Linked DNA regions of Mus musculus: region 2 is linked to region 1. The links are chromatin contacts, found by Hi-C or POLR2A ChIA-PET in ENCODE. All regions are on one chromosome and are shown on one strand. The core of a region is the stretch at or near the end of the contact, and the rest is flanking DNA. Distances in the headings are between cores, read along the strand shown.

Evidence for each region. Hi-C counts contacts between places; a loop is a spot of excess contacts on that map. ChIA-PET counts read pairs that join two places held with the same protein, here RNA polymerase II (POLR2A).
Region 2: a loop to region 1 is called in a map of heart, with 1.9 times the contacts of the local background. The contact joins two enhancer-like sites. A Hi-C loop is called at or near these places in 2 of 37 maps with a recorded cell type or tissue (adrenal gland and heart). POLR2A ChIA-PET finds 5 or more read pairs at or near these places in 3 of 5 experiments (Patski and embryonic stem cell).

Annotation. Positions count from the first base shown.
Region 1 is chr2:166,394,962-166,402,309 of GRCm38, reverse strand. No RefSeq gene overlaps it. Among named protein-coding and RNA genes, the nearest start is that of Gm30796, 6.3 kb to the left of the region's middle. Within about 2 kb of position 2,894, at least 1 of the 3 ENCODE cell types and tissues checked has a DNase peak (open chromatin) inside an H3K27ac peak, as active enhancers do; it is heart, where a contact is called at or near this core.
Region 2 is chr2:166,354,639-166,361,986 of GRCm38, reverse strand. No RefSeq gene overlaps it. Among named protein-coding and RNA genes, the nearest start is that of Gm14268, 32 kb to the left of the region's middle. Within about 2 kb of position 4,111, at least 1 of the 3 ENCODE cell types and tissues checked has a DNase peak (open chromatin) inside an H3K27ac peak, as active enhancers do; it is heart, where a contact is called at or near this core.

The DNA of each region.
Region 1 (7,348 bases), core at 1,645-4,144:
CACTTCTAGTCCCTATGGTCTCAGGGTCCCTCAGGCTCTGTGTTGTCTATCAGCTCTTGGGTAAGACTCTCAGTGCTCTCTACAAAGGTCCCTCTGAGAGCTGACTGGCCCCTGATGGTGACCAGGGTTCTTCTGGGAGATGGAGAACAGACAGGGTGAGAGGCCTTCTGAGTCTCTAAGGTTTCACCCAGGGTGATGGCGCTGGTCTCTGGTGGCATGCAGAGGAAGGTAGAGTCACAAGACTTATGACTTGTGGCTTCCCCTTCTTCCTCTAGCAGCCCCAGCATTCGGTGGGCTGGAGACATCTCCGCCAGAAGTCTCAGACTTCCTTTGAGGCCAGAGCAGAGAGCTGCATAATCCCTCTGTAAAGAGGACTGGTTAAAATGGAAGAGCCAGAACCCCAGGACCCCTGTCCTTTGACCAGAGAGCTCAAGGCAGGATGGGTTTCTCAGAGACACTCTTGACAGGGCTCACTACTTAGGCCATTCTAGTCTGGGCGTCTGAGGATGAGATTCAGTAGTAAAGCCCGTATCTAACAGCCACAGAGCCCTGGCTTCAGCCGTCAGCACTAGGGGTGGGGGAAAGGCTATGACGGGGCTTGGGGAGATGGTTCACTGGGCAAAGTGCTCATGCAGGCACCTGACAGCACCCAGTAACACTAAATACTGAGCAGATAGAGACGGGTGGAGATCACAGGGTAAACAGTCTAGCTGAATTACTGAGTTCCAGGCTCAGCAAGATACTCTGTCTCAAAACAATAATGGTAGAACAGTTGAAGAACTCCATGGACTGACCTCTGGCTCAAAGGGCACTCATATACACAAGTGTAGCCTGCCCGCTTCACACCTTCACACATGTATCTCTCCCTCTCTCAAATCCACACATTCAGAGACTGTGACCAGTGTCTCTAGGAGCCCAGACTGAGTCACCCAAGCAATAAGTCGCTGTCTTTGTCTTGGGGACATGGGAGTCCCCAGTCCCGGCGTGCATAGACTCACGCCATCCTGTCCACAGCACAAGGCCATCTCTGCTAAGATTCGGCGTTATTCTGAACTTGGCCTCATGTTCTTAACACTCGAGTGACTTTGGATCAGGCATAGTGAGCACCCAGTACTCACAGATATAAATGGAAAACTGCTGCAGAGCTGACCGCAGGGAAAACAGTTATTAAATGCCACGGGTCTCTGACTCTTGGGATGACTGACATCTGTGCTTGTGAGCTGGCGGGAGAGAGGAGTCAAAAGTTAGGGGGCTCTGAGTTCTCCTTCTAGAAAGTTCGGCAGCATGGAAGGAGAAAGGCCCTCCTCAAGTGAAGGTGGGCAAGGGTGTGGGCATAAAGACATAGGGGCCCTAGAGAGGGAGCCTGCAGGGTCCCCAAAAGCCAGTGAGGTGACAGAGACAGGCCCAATCCAACCCTGCTTTGCAGGTGTTGCTGGACTGACAGGGGGCGGGTGTGAGGAAAGGGGAGAGTTGGGGTCGGGGAGGGTGGGGGAGAGGAAACAGTAGCTTCTAGGGCTCTGCTGGGCAGCTGGGCCTATGGTACAAGTGGAGGTTGGAAAATTCGAGAAGGAGGGCTAGAGAGAGAAAGGGGGAGGACTGGGGTGGGGTTGGGGTGCTAGGCTAGGGGCGGCAGGTTTCTGGGTTCTATGTGGGTAAACTTAGAGGCTCACCTTCTGGGCTATGCCTCACTGCCGAGGAATCAAGGAAAAAAATAGGCACGTGTGATTTCTGTGTGGAGTTGCAGTCCCCAAGGTCACAGCCGACCCGCTTCCTTCAGTCAGAGGGCCACAGCAGGTTCCTCCCAGAAGCCCCTGTGGCAGAGCCATCGACAGGTGGAGAGGGAGAATTAGCCACGTGGCCTTTTCTCATCCTGTTCCCGTGCTCATTAAGGAAGTTCAGCGCCACCTTCTCGACACCTGCTTAATTGATTATGGGTTCAGAAGCCAAATTTAAACCCAGGCTTCTCATGACTAAAAACAGCAACAGCATTTGGCTTGATTTTTATAATATGCAAGAGTCAGGGTGTCTTTCCCTACATGGAGGAAGGGGGCACAATGTGAACAGGTCCTCTGATGTTTTGAGAAGAGCCAGAAGCAAAAATCTATTGATTACAAAACAAAACAGAAGAGTTGGTAGCTAACCAAGAAGAAAACAAAACAAAACAAAAAATACTAGTTTGTGCTGTCTGCCTGCCTGCCTGTCAGTGTTCTGCCTGGCTAAGCTCGTGGCACCTTCAGGACCCAAGGAGCTGGGCTCAGAAACTATGACAGACACCCAGCTTGACCCTGTTTTCAGAGTGACCAAGCTTGCGTTTACCACTCCCACGTTTGATAGAGGTGTGGGTGCAGCCCACACTTCGGCTCCCTCTGAGTGCCACAAGAAGCATCCTTGTCACCCAGGTGCTGTGAGAAAGGTCCCTTCCCCCAACCTCATGGCTGACACCCTGAGGCAGGAGGGACACGCACTAGGCACCTGCACCCATATAGGGAGATGAGTCTGCTGCTTCCCAGAGGCTGAGGCTGTGTCTGCTCAGAATTGGTGGCTGAGGCATGATGAGGGGGTGTTGTCAGGAGCTCCAGAACTTGGTATGAGTAGCTGGCCTGGGAGCTAATCGGTCACCCACACCCCAGCACTGTGGTGACAGATGTATGTCACCTTGCCTGGGTGCTGGAGGATTGGACTCAGGCCCTCATGCTTCTGAGGTGAAAACTTTACCAACTTTAACCAGGCCCAAGGCAGGCCAGTTTTAAAAGACTAGCCAAATAATTGCATAGCAGGTTCCTGGAGCTGGCCCAGGAGATCGCCCAGAGCTTCAGCGTGAGTGTGAAGTGCCTGGAAAATGTTGTCCCAGCAGGATGCATGGGCTGGGCCTGGAACTTAAATGTCATCAGTCAGGGGCTGGATGAGCCACTGAAGTCACAGAGAAAGGTGTCAGGATGACCTCAGCCTCGGCCCTTTGCTGTGGGGAGGTTTAGTCATGGAAAGAAACTAGATCTGCTTTTTCTGCACCCTCACCACCCCCAGGCTGACGCTGGGGAAAGCACATTTTGGTTGGCTGGCTAGCCAGCCTCCTCTTAAATATTTAACCCAGGCAGGGCAGTTCCTGCCTCCCACCTCCCTACCTCCCTCCCTCCCACCCTAGCTGTCCTTCAGCATCAGAGCTGGGGCCGGGAGGAGGGGCCCAGGACACATGTTTCTGAGTTAGAGATGCTGAAATCCTGGTAGTTACAGCAGTTTTAATAAATGGGGTTAATGCTCCAGGGTGAGGCTCTCCGTGTGCTGGTCACGCACAGCTGCCTGCATCAGTCCAGAGGTTTGTTTAAATGTACAGTTTAGAAGTGGATTAAGCAAGCTCTCTGAAGCCCAGTGTGCTGGGCAGGCGAGCACAGGGGACTGGTCAGAGCACAGACCCAGAGCCAGGGACAAGGATGCACAAGGCTGATTGACTCCAAGGATAGCGGGATGGAAAAGGAAGAGGCTTAAGTGAGATTTTTCAGTGAGCCCACAGCTGTTGGCTTCTTGGGGCGCTCACTGCAGCGGCTGGGGTTGCCTCCGCTTCTTCAGAGTCTGGGTCAGGCCTGGCAGATCAGGTCAGAGCTCGCTCTGTCCTTGGCCACTAAGGTGGATCCTCACTTCTCTTCCCTAGTCCTCCTTCCTCTGTCCTGCTGCATCCTGGATCCCACTTCAGCCATATTTAATGAGCCTTGGTAGCTTCAGTGCTACACCCCAGAGTGGACAAATGACAATAGGATTATTTCTTAGGTTTCTAGGTCTGAGAAGATTGAGGTCAAGGTTCTGGAAGAGCTGGCGTTCGCTGAGGGCCACTTTCCATCAAGGCATGGTCTCGTGACTTAACTACTCCCAAAGGCCGTGCTTCTCAACTGGGTTTTGTGGGGAATGGAGTGCTGACATACATCTGGACGCCTTTAGGCAAATGAATCCAGCTCAGCATTGCTTGGGACACTGGGGAGCTCATGGGCGAGCAAATGAGGTCATGGGATGCTTACCCGACTCTGTGAGACGGCTTAACCTACAACACACACTAAGCAAAAGATGCACTGCTTGACAGTGGCTCGTGCCATCTGCCCTGAGGTGGATGTGACACATTTGCACAGGTGACGTAGTAAGGACAGGCACCTGGGGACAGGGAGTGGGGCTGGCAGGAAGAGGTGCCTCCCAGAGGCAGGAGCAATGGCGGCGGCGGCGGCAGCAGCAGCAGCAACAGCAGCAGCAGCTTTGAGGAGAGCCTGAGACTTGGAAGGGAAAAGCTTGGTAACACACTGTAACAGGTACGAGCCTGACTCTCTGGTGAACCATCTAGGTTCTCGTGTCTCAAGACAAAGGACTACACTGGGCACATATGGTGAGAAACAGAAATAAAGGTGAGCCAAGAAGCAAGATCACTGAGCAAGGGAAATGGACTTCCAAGAATAGGAATGGGCTATTGAGCAGAGGGGAAAGCCAGAAGCACTGGGTTGGAGGCAGGGGACACTTAGAAGGCATTCACATAGCACCCACCTCTCCCACATCTGTATAGCCTGGGTTTTCCTTGTACATGCCCTGTTTGCGACTTGAAGCCTGGGTGATGGAGGGCTTCTAGTCTTTCTCTTCAAACCAGCTTCTTTTGTATGTAAATCTTTTAAAAGGATTTATTTTTATTATTGTTAATTATATGTGTGCACATATGTCCGTGTGGGGGTACTGCACATGAGCGCAGACCCACAGAGGCCAGAGTCATCAGATCCCTGGTTACAGGCAGATGTGGCCCACCCAACTTTGTAATGGGAACTTAACTCAGGTCCTTATGTCCTCTGTAAGAGCAGCAAGTGCTCTTAACGGCTGAACTAACTCCAGTCCTTGTGTGTGAATCTTGACGGGCCTTTCTCCAGTCTCTACTTTCCTGCTGAGAAGAGAGGAGAGCCACAATGGCAAGCTTCCAGGACACAGAAAATGTGCCTCTGTCCCTTGAGGGCCGGGTCTCAGCTTCAGTCAGTGTTGTTGGTTGGACAGACTTGGGGGGGGGGGGGGACATGAAGGCAGCCTAGCAGATTCACAGGAGAAAGATTCCTGGCCACTAGAGATGATAGGACACTAGCGACCTTCGCTCTCAGGCATCTCTACTCAGGAAAGCCGCGAGAGCCTGCTCCATGGTGAATAGAAGAGCCTCATCATGGTGGGACTGTGCAGACAACATCCTCAGGTGTGCCATGTGACAGGGTCCTTGCAAGGGATCCACGGAGGTAGACCCTCAAAAGCCAGCAGCTTCAAGTGGAAACTTGGGATTCGAAATCAGGTTTCAGTCTCTCTCTCTCTCTCTCTCTCTCTCTCTCTCCCTCCCTCCCTCCCTCCCTCTCTCTCTCTCTCTCTCTCTTTCTCTCTCTCTCTCTCTCTCTCTCTCTCACACACACACACACACACACCCTACATGGCATCCTCACACAGACACTGTGTCCCCTCTGATGAGTGTGCCCCAGACCGACAAGACGAGAGAGTAGGATCTGGTGTGGTCATGTCCCCAGCATCATGCCCAGGTCTGGGACCATCCTGTGTTCCTACTGATGCAGCCCTGACTCGGCTAACTACCTCTCTCTGATGAGTAGCCAGCCAGCATGAGGTTGAGATGTGAGAACCACATATTTTAAATAGGAATTAGGCTTGTGGTGGGCACACCTGGTTTGAGCTTAGGATGGGGAAACTGAGGTATCGAACCTTCTGGTGTTACTCCATGATGTCCTCTACAAAGTTCACATTAGAGGATGGTGAACTCGGTTTACAAAGGAAGACTGCACAAGACAGATTCATAATGTTTCCAGGAAGTTTATTTATACAATTCTGTGTTGAGCCCCATTTATAGGCAAGGAAGCGCTGAGCCTCTCTGGGCCTCAGTTTCCCTACCTGCCACACCAAGGTAGTGGTAGCGCCATCTGCAGGTCAGTCATCTCTCAGTCCCTGCTGTGAGCGTGGGCAGCGGCTTCTGCAGGACACCTAGGCAACAGCTCTGCAGGACTCTGTGGATGTGGTAGCCTCCTGGGGCCAAGCTTTGCCACCCGAGACCTTGTGCAGGTGAAAGCCCTTTTGGCACTAATGTCTATGGACTTGTGAGCCTACAGAGCGATTCTGAGAGAAATCTACAGAGGGAAAGGAACAGTTGCACCAGGGGACCCTGTTTCTCATGAACTCACACCATGGTGGAGAGGGAAGCCAAGTTTCTCTCTCTGCCCAGGGCTCCTGGGAGCTCAGAGGGACTCAGAACAGTGTGGACACTGGGGACTTTATCTGTCTGTGTGCCCCACACATCATTCACAGCAGCCTTGGGGTATGCAGGAGATGCAGAAATGTCTGTTATTTATTAAGTGCCTACTGTTTGCCAGGCATCTCATAAGCATTAGTTTATGCACTTCCAGTGTTAACCTCATGAAAACATCATCTCAGCTAAGTTAGATATGAGGAGAGTAAGGCTCAGATGGAACATGCAGGTCAGGTCTTGTGACTGAAATGTATGGGACCATTAGGGACCCCTGGGTAGATTGGGCCTCATACTAGAGCTGAGCCCCATGGCAGGAAGTCATGTGTTCCAGCTGCTGTTCCCTGCTCTAAGTACTGCTAGGGACAGCCCTTGTCTTAGTTAGGGTTTACTGCTGTGAATAGGCACCATGACCAAGGCAAGTCTTATAAGGTCAGCATTTAATTGGGGCTGGCTTACCGGCTCAGAGGTTCAGTCCACTGTCATCAAGGCAGGAGCATGACAGCATCCAGGCAGTCATGGTGCAGGAGGAGCTGAGAGCTCTGCATCTTCATCTGAAGACGGCTAGTGGAAGACTCAATTCCAGGCAGCTAGGATGAGGGTCTTAAGGCCCACACCCACAGTGACACACCTCCAACAAGGCCACATTTCCAAATAGTGCCACTCCCTGAGCCAAGCTTATTCAAACCATGACAGCCCCTGACAGGATAAATCTCACTACTTTGACCACGGGCTTTGAGGTAGGGGTGAGCACGAGCTAATGAGTCTGGCAAAACCTATGTGCAGCTACACGGCCCCTTTGGTTTCAGACTAATTCATTTGGATTTCCAGTCCTTGTAGCTTTGGGCCTGAATGGTCCAGAGGTCAGAAAGCAGTGCCCTTGGGGACAGCCATGATTCTGGCTGACCTTAGGATGGGTTAAAGCATGTGTGCACAAAGGCTTCCGGAAGAGGTATGCTCTGACCTCTCTCTCTCTCTCTCTCTCTCTCTCTCTCACACACACACACACACACACACACACACACACCGCCCACCTCCCTCCAGCCAGTGCTGTCCCCAGGAGTCTGGTCTCCTCCCCAGGGGACATCTGTCCCCTCCCTGGGG
Region 2 (7,348 bases), core at 2,862-5,361, 42 kb after region 1:
CATGCTTGATGCTTGGTACTGAACTTGCAGGGGTTGGAGAGAGGAGCGGGCCTCCACATGTGGGTCTCTCTTCTGTGTTGTGCAATATCCTCTTCCCTTCAGTTCTCAATCACCTTCTACCAGTTCCTCCCCACTCCCCCTCCAGTGCCCCACAATCACCCTCCATTCCATTTCATCACACATTCTAGATTTCAAGCCTTCCAGACTGTGCCACGCCCACCCGGGTTCACCCTCCTGCCCCAGGCTCTCAGGAAGACTGTCGGCTGGGTCTCAACAATGATGTACTACTACATAAGAGGGATTCGGACCCCACCAGGTTTTCTGCATAAACAGACCTGTGACCAAGCAGAATGGGAACAGTAAGAGAATGAGGATAAGCCGCCAGGATGCGACTGTAACAATACATATTGTTACAAATTGTTACAAATGTATAAGCATCATTACTTTTGCATTGGAAGGGTAAACCCAAGCATGGCCATGGGACTGTAACAATACATTGTTACAAATGTGTCCAGGTCATTATGAAGCCCAAGCCTGGCCACACTGAGAGCATCCAGCCAATCACCAAGATGCCCACTGCAGGACTCACAGGAAGGTAGCACATACGGTGTGGATGAGCTGGCCAAGGGGCTGATTGCATCCTGGGAGGATGGAATGAAACCTTCTCCTCCCACTGTTTGCCACAGAGCGCAGCCCACAGTGTCTGACTATTTACTTCTAGAATTGCATTTAGCATTTTGAGATCACAGTTAGTTAGAGATAACTGAAATTCCAAAAGCCAGACCACAGATATGGGTGGGCGGTGTGTTCCCACCCCCACCCCCCATCTCACACCCCTTTCCTGAAGAACAAGATTTGTTTTGATACAAGAGTAATTAGCACACACTCAGTAAACACCTTATGTCACAAATTCACCAGGCTCCTCACTATTAGATCTGCAGATGGCTTCTGGGTACAAAATATTTACAAATCTCATTTCAGTGGCATATGGCCCAAGAGACGAAAGCAACATAGACTGGGAGGTTGGCTTTTCTCCCAACGTGGGCTCCTCCCTACTGTGTCAGGGTGCTTTAGTGCCCACATTAAAATGAGGCCCATGGCTGGTTTTCCCCAGAGACAAACACATGACTCTGTTGGAATTCTTGCATATGAGAGAAGATTCTGGAAGGCTGGAAACCAACGAAGATGCAGAAGAAAAGAGGTGTGCCTGGAAAGGCAGAGCAAGCCCACCCCCAAATACACACTCCACATTCCTTGAATCTTCTAACCCCTGTATTTGAGAGGTGGGGGTGGAAGGATCAGGAGTTAATGGCCAGCCTGGGCTACAAAATATTCTGTCTCGAGATAGAAAAAAAAAATACACCGTCACAAAGGGTGGATTTATATTTTGTGGTCGCCTGTACAATTAGCCATTGTTCTATCCTTAAAGGAACCAAGTGCTGGCACTTGCCTTATTGTGGACAAACCTTTGAAATAATGTTATTTAAAGAAATCCCCCAGCCCCACAGGCCACCTTTCTTATGATTCTATTTCCATGAAGCCTCTATCCCAGGTGCACCCATGGGACAGAGGTTGGCTGGTGACGAGAAAGAAGCTGCTGACAAGAGTGAGGCATGTGTCAGGGGATAATGAAGACGTCCTGGCTCCGATGGTAGTGACTTCTCAACTCCGCACTTCACTAAGTCCTCTCTGGCATGCACCCTGAGGCTGGAGAGAGGATTTGCTTTTTAAAAGGACGGCATTAATGGGGTGTGGAGTAAATGGCACTAGAGTGGATATGAAAAGCGCCACCACAAGCCCTGGCAGGCATTGTTTTCTTTGTCCCTGTGCATCCCAAGTCGGGCAGAGGCGTGCAGAGGGTGACAGCTGCACTGGGCAAAGTGCCAAGCGCAGGCCCGCCTCCCAGCTGATTACCGGGCGTCATGGCTGGTTGACGTTGATTTTCACCTTCTGATGCGCTGAAGAGGCTGCTATCCTTTTTCAGTGTGATAAACATCACATCTCCCAATGTGGCCAGGCAAAAGCATTCTGGGCAGACCCAAGGCCCCAGAGACGCTGGACAGTGTTTGTATTCTCTTCTCCTAAGGCAGAGCAGAACAAATGCTTGCTGGTGCTGAAGGGCTTGGAAGGGCTGTTGGAAGCTTTCTCCTCGACACGATCGCGGCCCTGAAGAGGAAGTTGACATGCTGAGCTGGCTTCAACCTCATCAAAGATGGCTTCTGGACCTTGGACCTCGTCTTCAGTACAGCTATGCCATCGACTCTGCATCACTGGGAGGCAATGACGTCAGCACACTGCACACTCAACTACATCCCAGCCATCAGACTCATACAAGCACACACCCTGTCCCCAGCTTGTCCCTATCCCAACACCTCCTCTATCTGAACGTCTCACAGAGGGGAAGGCACGTTGGCTCTTTGAAGGCACACAATATGATCAGCCCTTGAGGCAGGTGACTCCTTAATCAAGGACTAAAATTACTGATGTTCATAGCAGTGTGGGAGAGACACGCTCATCACTCTCACAGAGAAACGATGCATCCAGATGTGCCCGGATCTCTGGGCCATTTGGAGTATGCTTGTCTTTTCTGCCACCCTTAGAACCCAGTGCTCAGGGTCCCTCTGGAACAGATCCAAGGACAGCTTTGTAGAGTAGCCAGTGTGCCCTAGGACTAAACCTAGGAATGGCTCCAGGAACTACCTGTGTTAGCTATGTTTCAAGGGCTTTACAACAGTAGCTCATTAACTACTATGACATCCCATGGAGCGAATGTCATTACCCATGCTCCACACCTCAGGACTCAGAGGCTCAGGGAAGCTGGTACCCGTGAAGGTACAGTTAGAAAGAGGAACAGCTGACATGTGACTTCCAGGTCAGCTTTCCCTGTCATCTGAGTCCCTGCCTCCGGTAGACAGGAGACATGGCCAGGTGGAAGCTGTCTCCATTCCTGCCCTGGGAGGCTCCTGGGCAGCACCTCTGCTAAGGATGAGACAGCTCTGTGTGAGTAACTAGTGCCAGGGAAGGACCGGAGCAGCCAGAGTCTCATACACTGCGGTGGCCTGTGGCTTCTGGGCTGGCCCTGTGAATGTGGTTGGTCTAATGATGTTGAAGGTTCAGAAACCCTTGGCCCATATTTCTTGGTATGTCCTCTGCTTCCCATACTTCAATGTATTCGTGGGAAGTGGTGTCCTGGGGTCAGCTCTAGGTATAATCTGTATTGTGGGGGGTGGGGGAGGCTGGTGCTGGGTAAATGGGAGTAGGGTAGACCAGAGGAGAGTCCCTGGATTCTGGACACCCCTTCTTTATTCCACAGTAGGACATAAAGGCCTGAGCTGGAAGCATCTTCAAAACAACATGCATCCTCCTTGTGTGGTCATCTGTCTCTGTTGCCTGAGGGGGGCTGTGGGAGGACTTTCTGGAGGAGGCTGCTGGGAGTTTGTTCTAGAAGCATCCATTATTGGACTTGAGGGGAGATGGAAGCTGTGTGACAGGCATCCCACGTGCCTGGAAGGGAGTGAGGAGAGAGGATGCCAGGCCTGCGGCACACATCTGACCTGCAGAAACCCAGGCTGCTGTAGCACATCACCACTGCAGGTGGCTTCCAGAGCAGACTAGAGACTTAACTGCAGAAGGGGTGCTGCACCCTCAGCCCCTGCAGAAGCCAGCCAGGAGGAGCTCAGCCCTGCCGAATGTGACTTGGAACCCGCACCTCCTGAAGGAGGCTTTACCACAGGAAAAACTCCGTGGGAGATTGGCTTTGAGTGTGTGATCTCTGTAGAGGGAGCCAGAAGTGTGGATCTGCACTCTGAAACTCAAAACTGGACCCAGCCAACATGAAGCTGACGTGGCTGCTGTGTGGGCATCACCACGTAGCCACAGACTCTGCCAGCCAGGGTTACACAGCATCCTCTCACAGCAGGCCTGACTTGATGCCCAGGGCTACTCATCAGGGTGGAACTCATGGTAGATGTCAGAACGGGAAGTGTGCATGGGGGTGGGGTGGCCTGGCTCGTCCTAGAGTGCATTTACTTTTGCACAGCCTCACGGCACAGAGCCTGGCTGTCATCTGGAACCACGTGTGAAGTGCTTCCAGGCCTCCAAGCACAAGAGCCTGAAGCTGCTTCCAGCCACGGCTGTGACCTGGATGGACCTGGAGAGAGAAGCTGTGTCCCCTCAGCCCAGGACCTTGGCGCAGTCCCACCGTACCCTACCCAAGCAGTCACTGTGTTGGTTCCCACCAAGGGATCTGCACTTTGACCTCACGGAGAGACACACCCACCTAGCCAGCCTCCCCAGGAACAGGACAAGGAGCTAGGCTGTTGTCCAGGAGACTTTTCTGACAGAAATCTCAGTGATTTGGAGGGATAACTGCTAGTGGTGGAGTGGAAGGAGGGTGTGAGGAGCAAGCCAGGACTCTGAGCCTGTGACTGATGCCTGCCTCCCTCATCTGATGATATTCTCTGGGACAGTGGAGGTCGAATTGGGGGTGGGGGGGTGAAAGTAGACATTTCAGGGGGCTGAGGCGTCTGGCATCCAGTGTCAAGTGGAGACAATAAGTGAGTTTCCATTAATGCTGGGCAAGCCAGTATTTCAAAGGAATAGAGCATGTTGGGCCACTGACAAGAGGTGTCCAGAGTAAGGGACAGGGGAAAGAGCCCCAAGAGTCTTCTGGGGCCTCTAAGGTGGCCATATGAGAGGAGAGGCAGGGGCTGGAGAGATGGCTCAGCGGCTAAGAGCACACTGACTGTTCTTCCAGAGGTCCTGAGTTCAATTCCCAGCAACCACATGTGGCTCACAACCATCTGTAATGGGATCTGATGCCCTCTTCTGGTGTGTCTGAAGACAGCTACAGTGTACTCATATACAATAAACAAACAAACAAACAAATAAATAATTTTTAATGAAAAAGAGAAAGAGAAGAGAGGAGAGGAGGGGAGAGGAGAGGAGAGGAGAGGAGAGGAGAGGAGAGGAGAGGAGAGGAGAGGAGAGGAGAGGAGAGGAGAGGAGAGGAGAGGCAGGTATCATGATCATGGAGTCTAAGGCAGCACCATTCTCAGGTTTGTGCGTGGGAATGCTGCAGTGACCATGACCATGACCATGACCCTGACAGCTAGCATTACGGAGAACACTGTCTAAACGCAGCTTCACGCTATTGGAATAGGCATCTAACTTTTATTTTATTTTGCCCACAAAGGGCACCAGCGAGCCAAGGAACCAAGCCATCTATCTAACAAGGCAGAGCTCACAGCGACAGGGCCGGGTAGCCTTGTGGTCTGCGTGGGTTCCGCCCATCTCAGGGAGTCCTTGATGGTCGATCAGTTAAGGCAGCCATGGCCTCCACAAGGCAGGCACTTCGGGCCTTAAATGACCTACACAGAGGAGGGGTTTGGCAGGCAATTGCCAAATCAACCTGGGCTGCCTCACGTACATCCATGGCTTACACAGGTAACCTCGGACTTCCCTTGAAATGGCTCCAGGAACTCCAGGAGGCAGGGCACAATGCCCCATCAGGATTTGTGGGGCTCTCTCCCCTATTCTATTCCCCGCTGCTGTGAGGTCAGTGCCAGGCAGAAATCTCTCTTCCTCTGCAGCTCTGGGCCACCAGCAGGACAGTGTAGTCTGTGTCCCCTTTGGTAATCACCCACCATAACCTTGCCAAAGACGACATCATTCCAACCCACAAAATACGGTCCACTGCGCCCCATCTTCACAGCCTCCTCCATGGGCACGGACACGAATGCATCCACTTGTCATGCAGCTTATGTAAACATGATCCCATCCCAGTCACACTTCCTGAACACAAACACATGCTCACTGATCTGTAGCCATCCACCCCACAGCCCAGCTGCTGGCAGTTGGCTGCGGGGCACAGGATGAAACATAGGTACTGCAGAGTTGGGAGGCTGCCAGGGTGGAACAGAGGAAAGCCAAGCCTTGAAGGATGAAAAGAAATTTGTTTATGGAAAGCCATGGAAACCCGGGATTCATTCATTCATTCATTCAGCCATTCATTTGTTCATGTTGCTAGAGGTGATGCCTTCATTTGCTTCTTTGTGAATGATCCCGCTCCCCCAAAGAGAGTAAGCTCTCTAAGGAAGGGTTTCTTGTCCCTTTCTCTCCACAGACCTGAGCTGGGTCTGCCATCCATCTCCATAAGGAAGCTCTTGATAATAACTATGAGGTCCACAAATGTCTCTGTTATCCACAACTCCCGGGGCTCTCTCTGCTGGAGGCAGCTTGGCTGACCCCAGATAGGATGAGCATTTCAAAATGCATTAGTGACTTTTCTTATTTAAATCTCCTCACACGAAGCCACTTAAGGGACATTATTCTGGATTACAAGTCGAGAGGATCATCCCACGGAGGCAGGGAAGGTGTGGGAGCAGGCAGGAAACAGGAGGCTGGCTGGTCACATGGTATTCCTCATCAGGAAGGAGAGTTTAAAAAAAAGTGGAGCCGGGCTATAAAACCTTAAGGCCCGCCCCAGTGATCCATCCCTCCATCACAGAGGATCTTCCCCCTAAAGGCTCTAACCTTCCTAAACTGCACCACCAGTTGGGGTCAGGGTGGGGAGCAAGCAGTTAAATCCATGAGCCAATGGGGAGCGTTTCACATTCAAATTCCAGTATCACCAGTTAGAATCTTTGACTCTTCATGAGCAGAGATGAAATTAGTGGCCCCTTCCACGTGGAGAGAATAAATGTATGAGGAAGATCTCGGGCTGCAAACCCTGCTGGTGATTTCAGAGCTGTGGAGAGCAGAGGGTGGAGGTAGGGAGTGGGGCAGAAGAGAAAGAGAGGGGAGGAGCCGGGTGGTGGTGGCGCACGCCTTTAATCCCAGCACTTAGGAGGCAGAGGCAGGTGGATTTCTGAGTTCGAGGCCAGCCTGGTCTACAGAGTGAGTTCTAGGACAGCCAGGGCTACACAGAGAAACCCTGTCTCCAAAAAAAAAAAAAAAAAAAAAAAGCGGGGAGGAGGGAAGGGGACAGCTAGACAGAGACAGAACATTCCCGAGACCTAAATGGCCTGGGTCATCAAATTGCCCCAAATGTCACCTGAGAATCATTCAGGGCAGAGGGCAGAAGGGGAGTGCAGAGTCTGGGGTAGGGGTGGGAGCTCTCTAATCATAGGAGGCTTTAGAAAAATCTTTCTAGCTCTGAATCCCTTAGAGATGCATCGGCTCAGGGGCTGAGCCGGGATAGCCGTTTCCCAAAAGACCCTCTGTGGGTGTTTTGGGGTGTTCTCCAGATACACAGTTGTTATTTTAGTAACTGTCTGCAGAACCTGGAGATGGGCAGCGACGTCCTAGCTGGTGTCACTTTGTGTGTGGCTTGGTGTAAAACTGGTGT